Linked DNA regions of Homo sapiens: region 2 is linked to region 1. The links are chromatin loops, found by intact Hi-C in ENCODE. Cell type or tissue: heart right ventricle. All regions are shown on one strand. Links, peaks and the distances in the headings refer to the core of each region. The heading gives the core; the rest is flanking DNA.

The links. A loop is a pair of places that touch in the nucleus more often than their neighbours do. Peaks named below come from ENCODE experiments on the same cell type or tissue, not always from the same donor. Only the 100,000 strongest peaks of a DNase experiment are listed, where the experiment ranks them.
Region 2: a loop joins it to region 1, with 5 times the contacts of the local background. A loop is called at or near these places in 94 of 110 quality-filtered maps.

What each region holds. Positions count from the first base shown.
Region 1 is chr20:44,606,318-44,614,652 of GRCh38, forward strand. PKIG (cAMP-dependent protein kinase inhibitor gamma) reads left to right here. Exons shown (of 4, transcript NM_001281445.2): 3 at 8,217-8,335. The coding sequence starts at 8,240. Among named protein-coding and RNA genes, the nearest start is that of PKIG, 28 kb to the left of the region's middle. RefSeq lists enhancers at 2,736-3,310, 4,068-4,137, 4,188-4,287, 4,318-4,377. In heart right ventricle, for the core only: CTCF peaks have their summits at 3,841 (motif pointing left) and 4,045; a DNase peak (open chromatin) is centred at 3,834; H3K4me3 peaks cover 1,173 bases; H3K27ac peaks cover 6,599 bases.
Region 2 is chr20:44,528,489-44,536,823 of GRCh38, forward strand. It overlaps a transcript of PKIG not described here. Among named protein-coding and RNA genes, the nearest start is that of SERINC3, 11 kb to the left of the region's middle. RefSeq lists an enhancer at 2,976-3,476 and a silencer at 3,375-3,714. In heart right ventricle, for the core only: CTCF peaks have their summits at 3,460 and 3,659; DNase peaks (open chromatin) are centred at 3,373 and 4,042; H3K4me3 peaks cover 2,437 bases; H3K27ac peaks cover 3,767 bases.

The DNA of each region.
Region 1 (8,335 bases), core at 123-8,122:
TTTAGATTAGGAACAAAACAGCATTAAGAAGACTGTGGTGAAGGAAAGTGCTCATCTGATATACCTACTGGGGATTGCTATGGTTTGAATGTGTTCCCTCCAAAATACCAATGTGATAATATTAAGAGGTAGGGCCTTTAAGAGGTGATTAGGTCATGAGGGCTCCTTCCTTGTGAATGGGATTAGGCACCTTTTATAAAAGGGCTTGAGGCCAGGCATGGTGGCTCACGCTTGTAATCTCAGCACTTTGGGAGGCTGAGGTGGCTGGATCACCCGAGGTCAGGAGTTCAAGACCAGCCTGGCCAACATGGTGAAACCTCATCTCTCCCAAAAATATAAAAATTAGCTGGGCGTGGTGGTGCACACCTGTAAGCCCAGCTACTTGGGAGGCTGAGGCAGGAAAATCACTTGAATCTGGGAGGAGGAGGTTGCAGTGAGCCGAGACCATGCCACTGCATTCCAGCATGGGCGACAGAACAAGACTCCATCAAATAAATAAATAAATGGGCTTGAGGGAGTGAGTTTGCCCCTTTTTGCCTTTCTGCCATTTGCTCTGTGAGAACACAGTGTTCAAGGTGCCCTCTTGGAAGCAGAGAGCAGGCCTCACCACAGGCTGGCGCCTTGATCTTGGACTTCCCAGCCTCCAGAACTGTGTGAAATAAATTTCTGTTCTTTAGAAATTACTGAGACTCAGATATTTTGTTGTAGCAGCACAAAACGGACTGAGAGACAGGAACTAACTTCTGTGGGGAGAAGTTGGCAATACCTGTTATAATAAAAAAGTCACAGATCCTTTGAGGTGGCAATTCCACTTTTATAGAAACAATCCTCAGGTCCATCAACAGGGAAGTAATTAAATCAATCTACAACAGTGAGACAACAGAGTATCATGCAGACAATAAAAGGAACAATTTAGTTATTACTTTGGGTTTGTTTTCAGTGTGTTGATGTAATCAGTGCTGCAGTGGCTTCAGAGTGATCTACAGTTGTTTCCAAGGTGTGTGTGTGTGTGTGTTTGTGTGTGTATATGTGTGTGTGTGTGTATATATATATATATATATTTTTTTTTTTTTTTTTTTGAAATAGAGTCTCACTGTCACCCAGGCTGGAGTGCAGTGGCGCAATCCCGGCTCACTGCAGCCTCTGCCTCTCGGGTTCGAGCAATTCTCCTGCCTCAGCCTCCTGAGTAGCTGGGACTACAGGCGTGCACCACCACACCCAGCTAATTTTTGTATTTTTAGTAGAGATGGGGTTTCACCATGTTGGCCAGGCTAGTCTTGAACTCCTGACCTCAGGTGATCCACCCGCCTCAGCCTCCCAAAGCCAAGACACATTTTTAAATGAAAAAAAGGCAAGATGGAAAATAAATTTTTTTTTTTTTTTTTGAGACGGAGTCTCACTCTGTCACCCAGGCTGGAGTGCAGTGGCACGATCTCGGCTCACTGCAAGCTCCACCTCCTGGGTTCACGCCATTCTCCTGCCTCAGCCTCCCGAGTAGCTGGGACTACAGGCGCCCACTACCACGCCCAGCTAATTTTTTGCATTTTTAGTAGAGACGGGGTTTCGCCATGTTGGCCAGGATGGTCTCGATCTCTTGACCTCGTGATCCACACCCACCCCCCGCCGCCTCGGCCTCCCAAAGTTCTGGGATTACAGGCATGAGCCACCATGCCCGGCCAAAATTTTGTTTTAAATAAAGGAAAAAGGAAGGGAAGGAGAAAAAGGGGGAACATATATATTGCATAAATTTTGTCTGGAAGGACACCAAAACGTGCTTGCCTTGGGGAGGGTGTCTGGATCGGATGGGAAGGGAGACTAAGCTCTTATCTCTGTCCTTTTGGACCTTTTGAGTTTTAGACCACATGCACACATAATCTAAAATTAAGTAATTTTAAGATGAAGTGAATGTGTTCACTATAAAAAGGAAATATAACAGATTTTAAAATTACTTATAAAAATATTAATGTATGTAATTATATCACTGGTATTCTTTTTCATTTAACTATATGTGAACATTTTGCCATTTCTTTAAAAAATATTCACAAACATCATTTTAATGCCTGAATGGTATTTCATTTAGATACAAATTAGTTAAGTATGTATATATTAATAATTCTCCATTGTCCGTTTAGGACATGTGACACATCCATTTAGGAACTCATTTTGGTGTCTTTAGTTTCCTGCTATTATAAATAATACTGTGGGCCAGGCGCAGTGGCTTAGGCCTGTAATCCCAACACTTTGGAAGTCCGAGGCAGGAGGATCACTTGAGCCCAGGAGTTTGAGACCACGAGTTTGAGACCACCTTGGTTAACATAATGAGATTCCCATCCCTGAAAAAAAATGAGCCAGACATGGAATAGTCCCAGCTACTCAGGAGGCTGAGGCAACAGGATTGCTTGAGCCCAGGAAGTTGAGGCTACAGTGAGCCATGATTGTACCACTGCACTCCAGCCTGTGTGACACAGCGAGACCCTGTCTCAAAAAAAAAAAAAAAAATACTATGAGGAACATCTTTGTACATTTTATCTTCATGTAGATCTTGGATTATTTTCTTAGAATAGATTATTATAAACTGATTTAGTAGCTAAAAGATATGGAAAAAGTTGAGGTTTCTGGATACACACTGTCAAGTCACTGCCCAAGGAGGTCTTGGAAGTTTACAGTCTCATTAACAGGGTTTGAGAATGACCATTTTCTGACAGGATTTCCAACTCTGAGGATTCTTTATTTCCCCATTTGCTGTTGACTCTAAAGATGAGAGGGTGAGTGACGAATATAAATATGGGAGAAAAATAAAACGATGTGTTTCTGCTTTCGATTGGAGAGCTCCCCAGAGCCGTCTTTGGAATTGCTGTTCCCTGAGGGGATATGGTAGCCAGAGCATGTTGGCCCAGCTGATGTTTTCTAGGATTGGTCTTTGAGTGTGGCATTTGCTGTCTCTGTGTCCCGAGGGCCAGTGGCCTGCACTGGGCAGCCTGTAACATCAGATGGCATTGTGAGATCAAAGCCCCAGGAGACATTCCAGCATGAAGCTGGCCTTTCAGATAGAGCCTGTAATTCCATCCCATGGTGTCAGGTCCTAGGACAAGAACACCTGCACAGCACTCCACGGTGCACGGAGGCCCTTCTCAACAGCCCCAAGAAGGAACTGCGGCTCCTCCCCACAGAGGACAGGCGGGCAGCAGGGGAGAAGAGGGATAGACACAAACTCCCTCTCCTTCAGAGGCCCGAGAGTGAAATCCAGCGAGTGTGCATGGAGCGCCTGCTCTTTACCAGGTGCTGGATGAGAATCAGGGAATGCAGCGGCCAGAACCTGTTGGCTCAGCTGCCAGGATTAGGTTTCAGCTGGACATGGGAAAAATCCAGACCAAATTCCTGTTCCCGTGGAGCTGACAGTCTAACTGAGGAAGAGCCGAGGACTCGGAGGCTCCGGGAGCCAGTGTGGCCTGCTCGGGGTTTGTCATTTTCCAGAGCAGCGGGTTTCAGGTGGGGCTGAGGCCCTTCTGAGCCGTGGCTGTAAACCGGCCTCACTCACCTCAGAGGGCAGCTGTGGCCACTGAGTGCGTGATGTGTATGAAAACACAGGCACCTGGGCCATGGTACCTTTCCTTATCGTAGGAATTGTCAGCATCATTTTTATCCTCTGTTATTACTGTTATTATCATAAGCCATTTTCCTGTCCTGAAGCATTGAGCGGTTTCCCCAGAGGCAGAGCGCAGGAGTGAACCTCCGTGACCTGTAGAAGGAGCCACCTCTGGAACTTCCGGGAATTCTTTTAGCCAAGGAGGAGCCAGAGCGTGACTAGGGCAGCGCGCAAGGCTGCTAGGAAGATAGGCAGGGTGCGCCATCTGCTGTAGCCGGGGGGAATTGCCGTGGACAGTGTCCTGGCCCTCCTCTATTTTACACAGGGGAAATGAAGGCCCCAAGAAAGGCAGGGTCTTGCCCAGGGTTAGGTGGCAGAGCTTGGGTTTAAGGTCACGTGTCTCATTCTTTGCTCTTTCTACCATAGGACACCTCCCTGTCTCACCTGTCTGATCTTTGAGGGCCCCTAATTCATTCTTTAGGTGTTTCTTCTGAGCTAGGTGTTGTGGGGGGATGTGGGCCTTGCCCTCCATACTGATCCTCTTCTCTGTCTCTCTCTTTCTCTCTCTCTCTCTCTCTCTCTTCTCTCTCTCTCTCTCACACACACACACACACACACACACACACCTGCAGCACTTACTGGCTCAACCCCACCCTGGGTGCCTTCTGGGCACTTCTGCCAATGTCAGCTACCTTCTAAAAGCATTGCACAATAATTTGGGTTTATAAAACTTCAACCATTGAAAAAATATAGACTTAGAAAACGAAAGTTCCCCTTAATCACAAAGAACCACAGTTGACAGGGTTGATAGATGTTTTTTCAGATTTTTTTTTCATATGTCTGCTATCTTTCCCCACAGGAACTGGGTTTTATTTTAGGTGTTGTTTTGCAACCTCTGTTTTTCAGTTGCCAGTTTATCTCAGACATTGTCCTATGTCAGTACAGGCCCATCTGGCACATTTCTTTATTATTTTTTTTTTACTGACATGTCATTGTATATATTTGTGGGGTGCAACTTGATGTTTTGATACATATATGTTGTATAATAATCAGATCAGGGCAGTTAGCATATCCATCATCTCATGCATTTATTTCTTTGTGATGAGAATATTCAAAAGCTTCTGTAGTTATTTTGTAATATAGAATGCCTTTTTTTTTTTTTTTTTTGAGACGGAGTCTCGCTCTGTCTTGCCCAGGGTGGAGTGCAGTGGCGTGATCTCAGCTCACGGCAGTCTCCGCCTCATGGGTTCAAGAGATTCTCCTGTCTCAGCCTCCAGAGTAACTGAGACTACAGGCGTGTGCTACCACACCCGACTAATTTTGTATTTTTAGTAGAGGCGACGTTTCACGATGTTGGCCAGCCCAGTCTCGAACTTCTGACCTCAGGTGAACTACCCGCCTCGGCCTCCCAAAGTGCTGGGATTATAGGCATGAGCCACCGCACCCGGCCTAGAATGCCTTATTGTTAACCATCACCATACTGTACAATAGAACAGGAACTTACTGCTCCTATCTAATTGTAACTATGTACCCGTTGACCAGCTTTCCATCCTTTCCTCTCCTCTCCCCTCCCCAGTCTCTGGTAACCACTGTTGTATTCTCTCCTTCTATATCAACTTTTTTTTTTTTTTTTGACAGAGTTTTGCTCTGTCACCTAGGCTAGAGTGCAGTGTCATGATCTTGGCTCACTGCAAGCTCCGCCTCCTGGGTTCACGCCATTCTCCTGCCTCAGCCTCCTGAGTAGCTGGGACTACAGGCGCCTGCCACCACGCCTGGCTAATTTTTGTTTGTTTTTTTAGTAGAGAGGGGGTTTCACCATGTTGGCCAGGATGGTCTCGATCTCCTGACCTAGTGATCCACCCGCCTCGGCCTCCCAAAGTACTGGGATTACAGGTGTGAGCCACTGTGCCTAGCCGATAACAAATTTTTTTTTTTTTAAGATTCCATGTATGCGTAAAATCATGCAGTATTTGTGTTTCTGTGTCTGGCTTATTTCACTTAACATTATGTCCTCCAGGTTTATCCGTTTTGTCCCAAATAACAAGATTTCATTCTTTTTTATGGCTGAATAGTATTCCTTTGTGTATATATACATTTTCTGTATCCATTCAATCATGTTGGACATTTGGGTTGATTCCATATCTTGGCTATTATAAATAGTGCTGCAGTAAACATAGGAGGTCAGATGTCTTCTTGACATACCAATGTCAGTTCTTTGGATATATACCTAGTAGTGGGATTGTTGGGTCATATGGTACTGTTTTTAATTTTCTCAGGAACCCTCCATACTGTTTTCCATAGTGGCTGTATGGCACATTTCTTTTTTATGACTACTTCATAATTCACGCGATGCCTAACCTCCTGGTGGACATTTGGGTGGTTTCCTATAGGCTGCTATTACTGACCAGGTGCAGTAAACATCCTCACACTAGAGAAAACATTGGGCATTTGCCTGAGTGGGTCTAGAACTAGGATTTGCTGGGTGGGCCCATGGGCCCACCCCACTGGACTATGAACTCCTAAAGTCAGGCCAGTGCTTAGACCACCCCTCCCACTTACTAATTCAGGTCTGCGAGGTAGCCAGAGTCCATGCAATGACTGCTATCTAATTGCCTTCAGAAAACCATAGGTGCTCAATGAGAGATACTAGTATCCCCTTCGCAAATTAACCTTTTGTTAATATAGTAGCAGTACTTCTTGTTGCCAAGAGTACATAAATGGACAATCTTGTGTGCTACTGGTGGGAATATAAATAAAAACAGCACTGACTTTATAAGTCTTTCTGCCAATTTTTTGTCATCATGAATACCACTGTGCTATTTGGGAAGGCAACTGGGAAATGTGTCAAAAATCTAAAAATTATTTCACCCTTCCCTTTAGCCCAGCAGTTCTACTTCTAGGGATATACTCTCAGGAAACAATTAGGGATGGGCACAGAGACTTTCATAAAGTCCCAGTGCTGTGTGTGGCGGTAGAAAACAGGGAAGTACCTCTGTGTTCATTTCTGGAGGCCTCATCCTAGAGTAAATCATGGCCCATCCAAGCATGCTGGCACAAAATTCATGTGGAGGGAGACTTAGTGACATGTTCTAAAGCGTCCCAAAGAGTAGGCTACAAAACACAACATAAGGTATGGTCCCAAATCATTTCTAAATGTATGTGGCTCTTCTTTATATATGTGGCACTCTTCTCTCCTTTCTCTAGACTGTGTTACCAAGCACCAGGGCTGTTAACTGCTGTCTCTGTAGTAAGAACTACTAATTTATTTTTTCTTTTTTTCGAGATGGAGTCTCGCTTTGTCGCCCAGGCTGGAGTGCAGTGGCACAATCTCGGCTCACTGCAAGTTCTGCCTCCCGGGTTCATGCCATTCTCCTGCCTCAGCCTCCTGAGTAGCTGGAACTACAGGCGCCCGCCACCACGCCCGGCTAATTTTTTTGTATTTTTAGTAGAGATGGGATTTCACTGTGTTAGCCAGGATGGTCTTGATCTAGAACTACTAATTTCATATCTTTCCTCCCCACTCCACCTCTCTTCTGAGCTCCAGCCTCCTAGTTCCATGTACCTAGCCTACCTCTCCCCTTGGAGGGCTCACAGGCATCTCAAAGTTACCGAATAGGCCAAACAGGACTTTATGCCCTCAAATATTCCTCCTTTGTTCTTCCATATGTCAGCAAACCACACTTCTGTCCACCTACTTATTCACACCAGAAACCTAAATTACCTGTCAATCCAACACTACTTCTTGTTGGTTCGATTTCCAAGTTATATCTAGAATCCTTCCCACTGCCCCCCTCCTCCACCCACCATCTTGGCACCTGAACTTCACAGGAGCCTCCTAACTTGCCCCTTCCCAGCACTGCTGTGCCCGGCCGCCACAGTCACCTTTGAAAATGCACGGCTGCTACTTCATGGCCTTGCCTAAAGCCCCTCAGGAACCAAGTTCCAGATGTGGTCTGGCTCCTGCCTACCTCAGCAGTGTCCTTGGTGTCATTGTCCCTCTTCTGCCATGCTCCCGCCTGCTGGCTCTTTCTGTCCTTCCAAGCCCTCATGCCTCCCTCCCTCAGAGCCTTCACACATGCTGTTCCCCTCTCTGTAGTGCTCTTCCCCTCACTCTTCATCTGCATGACGCCTCGTCCTCCTTGGTTCTCAGCTAAAATGTCACTTTGTGACCCCCAGCCTTGATCAGGTCCCAGTGATCACTCCAGCACCCTGCATTCTCCCTTGAAGCCTTGAGCACCAAGGCCATGACTTAGGTACGAGGTGACTTTATGCCACCTGTAGTAGATGGTAAGCTCTGTGAGGCCAGGGACCATGGCCAGTTTGTTCATGGTGGTATCTGTGCCAGTGCCTGGCGCATGGTATTAATAAATGTGTGTACATGTTTGTCAATAATTTTATTTAAAGAAAAGTCTGAGCCCATGTTCTTTAAAATGTTGATGGTGGTTGTCTGGGTGTGGAATTATGAGTGACTTGTTTTGTTCTTTGTACTTTTCTGTGCTTTTTGCTTTGTTTTCAATAAGAGGCAATAACTGTCATTTTGACAGAAGCCACTGTGCTGGGGAACTGGAGCTGTCCTCTCTGCAGAATGCATCTGGACTTACCTCTGCCCCCTTGCCTTCTGTCCCCACAGGCCTGAGGAGCGATGCGACAGGCATGATGGAGGTCGAGTCCTCCTACTCGGACTTCATCTCCTGTGACCGGACAGGCCGTCGGAATGCGGTCCCTGACATCCAGGGAGACTCAGAGGCT
Region 2 (8,335 bases), core at 48-8,047, 78 kb before region 1:
GGTCTCCCACACAGCCGGCTCTGTGTGAATTACTCTTTCTCTGTTGCAACTCCCCTGTCTTGATAAGTCAGCTCTGTCTAGGTAGCAGGCGAGGTAAACCCCCTGGCTGGTTACACAGCTTGAAGACAGCTCTGTATCTAAACTGTATCTACGTCTATATCTACCTTGGTCCCTCTTAATTCTTGCTACGGTAATCTATTTTATTTTATGGATGTATCATAATTTATTTCCTCAGTTCCCTAAGGATAGACTTTTTTTTTCGTTTGAGACAGAGTCTCGCTCTGTCGTCCAGGCTGGGGTGCAGGGGCGTGATCTCCGCTCACTGCAGCCTCTGCCTCTCGGGTTTAAGCAATTCTCCTGCCTCAGCCTCCCAAGTAGCTGGGACTACAGGAGCGCGCTGCCACGTCTGGCTAATTTTTGTATTTTTAGTAGAGATGGTGTTTCACCACGTTGGCCAGGACGGTCTTGGTCTCCTGACCTCATGATCCGCCTGCCTCGGCCTCCCAAAGTGCTGGGATTACAGGCGTGAGCCACCGTGGCTGGCTTTTTTTTTTTTTTTTGAGACAGGGTGTCCCTCTGTCACTCAGGCTGGAGTGCAATGGCACAGTCTCTGCTGACTTCAACCTCCGCCTGTCGGGCTCAAGGGATCCTCCCACCTCAGCCTCCTGAGTAGCTGGGACTACATACAGGTGCACACCACCACACCTGGCTAATTTTTTAATTTTTTGTAGAAGTGAGGTCTCACTATGTTGCCCAGGCTGGTCTTGAACTCCTGGGCTCAAGCAATCTGCCTGCCTCAGCCTACCAAAGTGCTGGACTGCCCAAGGGGTTCACCTTGCACGCTGCCTAGACAGAGCTGATTAATCAAGAAGGGGGAATTGCGACAGAGAAAGTAATTCACACAAAGCCTGCTGTGCGGGAGCCCAGAGTTTTGTTATTACTCAAATCATCCTCCCGAAAACTCAAGGATCAGAGTTTTTAAGGATAATTTGGTGGGTAGGGGGCCAATGAATTGGGAGTGCTGATTGCTTGGCTGGGGGATGAAATTGCAGAGAGTCGCTGGGCGCGGTGGCTCATGCCTGTAATCCCAGCACTTTGGGAGGCCGAGGCGGGTGGATCACGAGGTCAGGAGATGGAGACCATCCTGGCTAACACGGTGAAACCTCATCTCTACTAAAAATACAAAAAAACTAGCTGGGCGTGGTGGCGGGTGCCTGTAGTCCCAGCTACTCGGGAGGCTGAGGCAAGAGAATGGCGTGACCCCAGGAGGTGGAGCTTGCAGTGAGCCAAGATCGCGCCACTGCACTCCAGCCTGGGTGACAGAGCGAGATTCCTTCTCAAAAAAACAAAACAAACAAACAAAAAAACCAGAAATTGCAGAGAGTCAAAGCTGTTTTCTTCTGCTGAGTCAGTTCCTGGATGAGGGCCACAGAACTGGTTGGCAGGTCCAGTGGGGCCATCTGGTTGTTAGAAATGCAAAAACCTGAAAAGACATCTCAAAAGGCTGATCTTAGGTTCACAATAGCGATTTTACCTCAAGAGTAATTGGGGGCCAGGCACAGTGGCTTACGTCTGTGATCCCAGCACTTTGGGAAGCTGAGGCAGGCAGATCACTTGAGGTCAGGAGTTCAAGACCAGCCTGGCCAACATGGCAAAACCCCGTCTCTACTAAAAATACAAAAATTAGCTGGCGTGGTGGCAGGTCCCTGTAATCCCAGCTACTGTGGAGGCTGAGGCATGATAATTGCTTGAACCTGTGAGGCAGAGGTTGCAATAAGCCAAGATTGTGCCACTGCACTCCAGCCTGGGTGACAGAGCAAGACTCTGTCTCAAAAAAACAAAACAAAAAAATCTTATGACCTCTAGAATAAGAATAATGGTGGGTACTATTTAGAACTCCAGCCCTTCTCATCTTGGCTTGGTGGCTGGTGGCCTGTGGCCTTTCATTTGTTTTACAAGAACAGTTTAGCTTTCTGGAAAGGGCTATTGTTTAAATGATACACTAAATTCCTTCCCAAGGCTAGTTTGGCCTGGCTTGGCATGGTGGCTCACACCTACAATCCCAGCACTTTGGGAGGCCGAGGCGGGAGGATCACCTGACCAACATGGAGAAACCCTGTCTCTACTAAAAATACAAAAAATTAGCTGGGCGTGGTGGTGCATGCCTGTAATCCCAGCTACTCAGGAGGCTGAGGCAGGAGAATCACTTGAACTCAGGAGGCGGACATTGTGGTGAGCCAAGTTGGCGCCATTGCACTCCAGCCTGGGCAACAAGAGCGAAACTCCGTCTCAAAAAAAAAAACAAAAAACAAAAAAACAAAAAAAACTGGTTTAGCCTATACCCAGGAATGAACAGGACACTTTAGAGGTTAGAAGCAAGATGGGGTCAGTTAGGTCTGATATCTCAGTTATGATTTTTTGCAAAGGTGGTTTCAGGATGACAGGTGTGAGCCATTGCGCCCAGCCCCTGATAGATATTTAGACTGGTCGCAACCCTTTTGCTTTTACAAAAATGAATTAATGAATATATCCTTTGTGCTCAGGTTTCAGCATATCTGCAGAGTTATTCCAAGAAGTGTAGTTGCTAGACACAAGGAAAAATAAATTATTCCTCATATTGAAATTAAATCTGGTGATCTAATTCTCCATCAAAGAAACCAATTTATTCACTCTTTGCCACACCACCCCTTCAGAGACTATAAAAGAGAGGAATCTGCCACCCTTCCCACATCAGTTTTCTTGTCTTTAAATATTCCCAGTCTTGGCAGGGAGTGGTGGCTCACGCCTGTAATCCCACCATGCTGGTAGGCCCAGGCGGATGGATCAGCTGAGGTCGGAGTTCGAGACCAGCCTGGTCAACATGGCGAAACCTCGTCTCTACTAAAAATACAAAAATTAGCCAGGCGTGGTGGCACCTTCCGGTAATCCCAGCTACTCGGGAGGCTGAGGCATGAGAATCGCTCAAACCCAGGGGGCAGAGGTTGCAGTGAACCGAGATTGCGCCACTGCACTCCAGCCTGGGCGACAGAGTGAGATTCTGTCTCAAAACAAAAACAAAAACAAAATAACAAAAACCCAGTCTACCAAGCCACCACCTGAGGCCCTGTCTCCTCCTCGCACGGTCCCCATTTGAGGTTACAGAGAGATAAACTGAGGCACAAGCAGCACCCGCGGCCCAAGACCTCCCCTTGGCCTCACTGTCCCCCTTTCCGTATCTTCCCCGGGCCAAGTTCCAACCCGGATCCCTCCTTCGCAGCTCAGCCCTCGACTCCCACTTCGTCCCTCCTCTGCCCCCTCCGCGGCTGCGGAAGGGGACGCGAACCGTCCTGGTCCCATCCGAGCCGCCGTAGCGCGAGTGCCGCGGGAGTTCGGCAGCCCAGGTCGCCAAGGCAACGGGCTCCGCTGCGGGTTGCGGGCTGCGGGCGCTAGGCTGCCCCGGGGAGGCGCTGCGGACCGGCGGCCCAGGCACGGAGAGGCGGCGAGACCGCAGGTGAGCAGGAGCCGGGCGGCCGGTTGCGGCCCCAACGCTCCGGGCCTGGCGTCGACACGTCGCAGGGGGCGAGGGGCTGAGCCGCCGGGGATCCCGGGGAGGGAGGCTGCGGCCCGATCTTTGTCCCTCAGCCGCGCCGGGGACGGCGCCCCCGACGCCCTTTGACCCCGCCCCGCGTTCAGGGAGAGTCCGTTTTCGGCTGTTTATTATATTTGTAGCCATTGGTCGACCTCATTCGAAAGTTTCTTAAAAAAAAAATCCCTTCTTGTTTGGGGGCCAGAAAATAACTCAAAACTGTGCAGAAAATTTATTTGTGTGTGTGACTCTTCTGGGGCCAGAGAGGATTGACTTCTTTGTGCGTCAGTTTTATCGTCTGCAAAATGGGAATCATGGTAGCACCTGTCTGATGACGTTATTACAAGGTAAATTTATATTTAAAATTCGTGGAGGTAAGCCCTCAATACATGGGAGCTTTTATTATTACTACTACTACAAGGAGGACCATCACTGAGCATTTATTGTGAGCCACGGCCCGGGCTGATAGCCAGGGTAAAAAAGTGAACGAGAGACATCGTGTCCTGAGGGAACTCCACAGTTTTCCGGAGGAGACAGACTCGTAAACAAGAATTCACAGTGATTCCGGTTATGATTTTGGACATACAGGGGGGCTGTGAATGCACAGAGAAAACAGTTAACCTGGATTTCTGGAGGTGAGGTTAGTGTGGATGATCAGGGAGAGATGCCAAAAGAAGGTGACTTCCAAAATGAGACATGAAGGCTGTCTTTATGTTGGCCAGAAGATGAGGCTGGTGGAGTGTACCTTGCTGTGGGTAGATAAAGCAGGTAGAGAAAGTAGGTAGAGAAAAGCCTTGGGGAGAGAGTGCAGACTTCTTGGGAATCTGCAAGGATTTCAGGCTAGCTGGAGAGCAGATTATGAGAGTTGGAGGGGGTCTGGCTAGATGGTGTTTGAGAGACAAGCAGGTGCTCCTCCTGAAAGACTGTAAGTGTGGAGGAGTTTGGGCTTTGTGTTGGGGGCAGTGGGAAGCCATCAAAGGGTTTTAAGCCGGAGGTGTGTGTCTTTGATCAGAGGTATAGTTTCAGAAAGATCAGTTTTTTGTGTTTCTCTCTTGGTCTTATCATTCCTCCCATCTGTTTTTCACTTTGCAGGCATTCATTTGTGGTGATTCATATATATGTGTGTGTGTGACAGTGTGTGCGTGTATGTATTTATTGTTGAGATGAGGTCTCACTATGTTGCCCAGGCTGGTCTCAGATTCCTGGGCTCAAGTGATCCTCCTGTCTCAGCCTCCCAAGCAGCTGGGACTGCAGGTGCACACCACTGCACCTGGCTAATTCAAAAAATATTTAATGAGCATCTTCTTCTATGTGCAAGGCACTGTGTAGGTAGTAAGGAAGCAGGTCCCTGCCCTCAAGGAGATCACAGATTGGTGGAGAAAATATTCATCAAACAAGTGATTATAATTGTGATGAGAATTGTGAAAGGGGGCGCATGTTAAGATCAATCTAGCATAGTTTGGAGATTCAGGTAGAGTTTTGATAAAATGTATGGAGGGTGTAGTCTGAGTTAGCTATCGTGGGGATGTTCCAAACATTTTCAAAAGTACATTCATGGAGCCAAAAGCAGTCCACTACAACTGGAACTTAAAGATCAATATTGAAAGAGATCCATCCAGAGAGGTTGACAAAAAAAAAAAGGCTGAGATTATTCAGGGCTACTGCATTGCATACTCTTGGAAGAATGAGCCATGCACTTAGTCTACACTAAAAGAAATGGCTAGAGAAACAGGAACAGGAGAGAAACCAGCAAAGTATAGTAATGAAGGCCAAAGGGAGAGGTTGGTTGGCCTTTGTAGATGTTGCTGAGATGTCGAGTAATACAAGTTAAAAATTAAAATGTGTCCTTTTGGGTAAATAAATATGGAGGTCGGTTGGGACCTCATTGAGCAGATTTGGTGAAATGGTTGGGGCGGAATCTATAATATCAGCAGCTTTCAAAGGTTCAATATAATATATCAGTGGGATGAGTTAAGAGTGGGATGTGAGAAAGACAAAGTGTAGGCAGCTCAGAGAAGTTTGGCTGCGAAGGGAGGTAGAGAGAAGGCTGAGGAGCGATTGGGGAATAGGTGAAGTTTTTTTGAGCATGAGAGAGATTAAATGCTGTTGGCAAAGAGCCAGTGGAGAGAGAGAAAGGCTGAGAAGACACAGGATATGAAAGGGAGAATTGATAGTATAACTTTCCTGAGAAGGTGGGAGTGGAGGAGCTCCACAGTACAGATCCTTCAATAGGAGTCTGATGCCTGTTACTTTTTGGAGACGTGGGAAGCCAGGTTATTCCTGAAAGGAGTGCACCAGTGTAATGCAACAAAAATAAATAAAGGTATAAGTGTGGAAGGAAAGTCACAATTTTCATTGTCGGCAGATAGCAGGCATTTATTGAACTAGTATTGTGTTAAGTACTTTTCATGCACCATTCTTTTTTTTTTTTTTGGGACAGGGTATCACTCTGTCGCCCATGCTGGAGTGTAGTGGTGCAATCTTGGCTCACTGCAGCCTCTGCCTCCTGTGCTCAAGCGATCCACCTGCCTCAGCCCCCCAAGTAGCTGGGAATACAGGTGCGAGCCACCACACTCAGCTAATTTTTGTATTTTTAGTAGAGATGAGGTTTTGCCATGTTGACCAGGCTGGTCTCGAACTCCAGACCTCAAGTGATCCACCCGCATCGGCCTCCCAAGATGCTAGGATTACAGGCATGAGCCACTGCGCCCGGCCTCATGCACCGTTCTTAATGAATAATGTGATGTTTACAACAACCCTGTGAGATAGGCCCTCTAATAATTGCAAATTTATGGATAAAGAAACTGAGGTAACATGCTCACTCAGGGTCACACAGTATTTGAATCTAGGTTTACCTGAACCCAGAGCTTTTACTCTTAACCACTACCTGGATGATATAAATCTCTACCTGTGATATGATTGTCTGCTGAGAAAATTCAAGAGAATTAAACTAAAAATACTTAGATATAATAAGGCTAAGTGAACAGCAGTTATAAGATAGACAAAAAGCAATAGCTTTATGCAAACAAAAATAGAAAATGTAATTGTAGGAGAACTGACAATAGCAACATGAAAAATAAATACTTAGAAATAAACTTAAAAATACATGTACCCAGCTTAGCCACACAGAGTAAGAGTTGGCTGGGCATGGGGATGGGATGACAGGATGAGTAAGGTAAAGTAGTTTTCCCATGGGAACATCAGAGTATTGATACTGGAGAAGGGGTAGGTTAAAAAAAAAACAGGTGTCTATCATAAGACATCATGAGATATTGACTATCATGTTTTTATAAAATTGAAAAATTGGCCTGGCACGGTGGCTTACGCCTGTAATCCCAGCACTTTGGGAGGCCAAGGCGGGCAGATTATCTGAGGTGAGGAGTTTGAGACTAGCCTGGTCAACATGGTGAAACCCCATCTCTGCTAAAAATACAAAAATTAGCTGGGTGTAGTGGTGCACGCCTGTAGTCCCAGCTACTTGGGAAACTGAGGCAGGAGATTCTCTTCAACCTGGGAGGCAGAGGTTGCAGTGAGCTGAGATTGTACCATTGCACTCCAGCCTGGGTGACAAGAGCAAAACTCCATCTCAAAAAAAAGGACAGTTAGGTGGGAGCTATATATATTAGAAAGATGTTTACATTATGTGGTTAGGTGTAAAAAGCAGATTACGGTACAGTATGTTACTGTTTTCTTAAATGTATACATGTTTATAATAAAAATGTCTGGAAATACTAGTTCTTTTTAAAAATGTTAAATCTTTAATTGTGATAAAATTTACCATCTTAACGATTTTTAAGTTTACAGTTTTGTAGTATTAAGTGTATTCATGCTGTGCAACCAATCTGCATGACTTTTTCATCTTGCAAAAGTGCAAAAGCCAAACTATACCTTTAATAGGTTTAGCTCCCCATTTCCGCCTCCCCACCAGCCCTTGGCAGCACCCATTCTACTTTTGTTTTCTATGTGTTTGGTTACTCTGGATACATCGTGTTAGTGGAATCTTGCATTATTTGTCTTTCTGTGACGGGCTTATTTCACTAGCATAGTGTCCTCAAGGTTCATCCTTGTTGTGTAGCATGTGTCAGAATTTCATTCTTTTTGTAAGGCTGAATAATATTCCATTGCATGTTTATACCGCACTTTGTTTATCCATTCATCGATGGTCACTTTGAGTTGCTTCCATCTTTTGGCTATTGTGAATAATACTGCAGTGAAACATAAGTGTACTAGAAAGGTAAGCTGTTTATGAGATCATGGGGAAACTTTTATTCTGTTCCTCATTGCCCTAATTTTCCTTTTTTATGAGCATGAATTGCCTTCATAATCAGAAAAAAAATGAGGAAGTATCTTCTTTAGGAGGCTGGGGAAATAAGGGTAAAAAAGGGCAGTGGCAGCGGAAAGGGAAAGGAGAGGGCAGATTTGAGAGACATTTCAGAAGGAGAATCAACAGGACTTGACCAACAAGAGGTAAGGGAGAGAGGAGTGGAAGATGAAGCTTTCCTGGCCTCTGGTGGGAAGGGGCATCAGTCCTGGTGGGGCTTTGACTAGGGGAGGAGGGAGGAAATAAGGCTGGAGAGCCACCCAAGCCTTTGTTTAGCAGTTTGGACTTCTAGAAGGTGGAGAGAAACCATTGAAAGGAAGTGAAATGACTTGATCTGATTTGCACATAGAGAGATGACACTGGCTCTTTCCAACCATTCTTTAAACTGAAGGCAGATAGTGCCAGGTATCCCTTTGTGTTGCTTATACTTGAACTTCTGTTAATTTCCT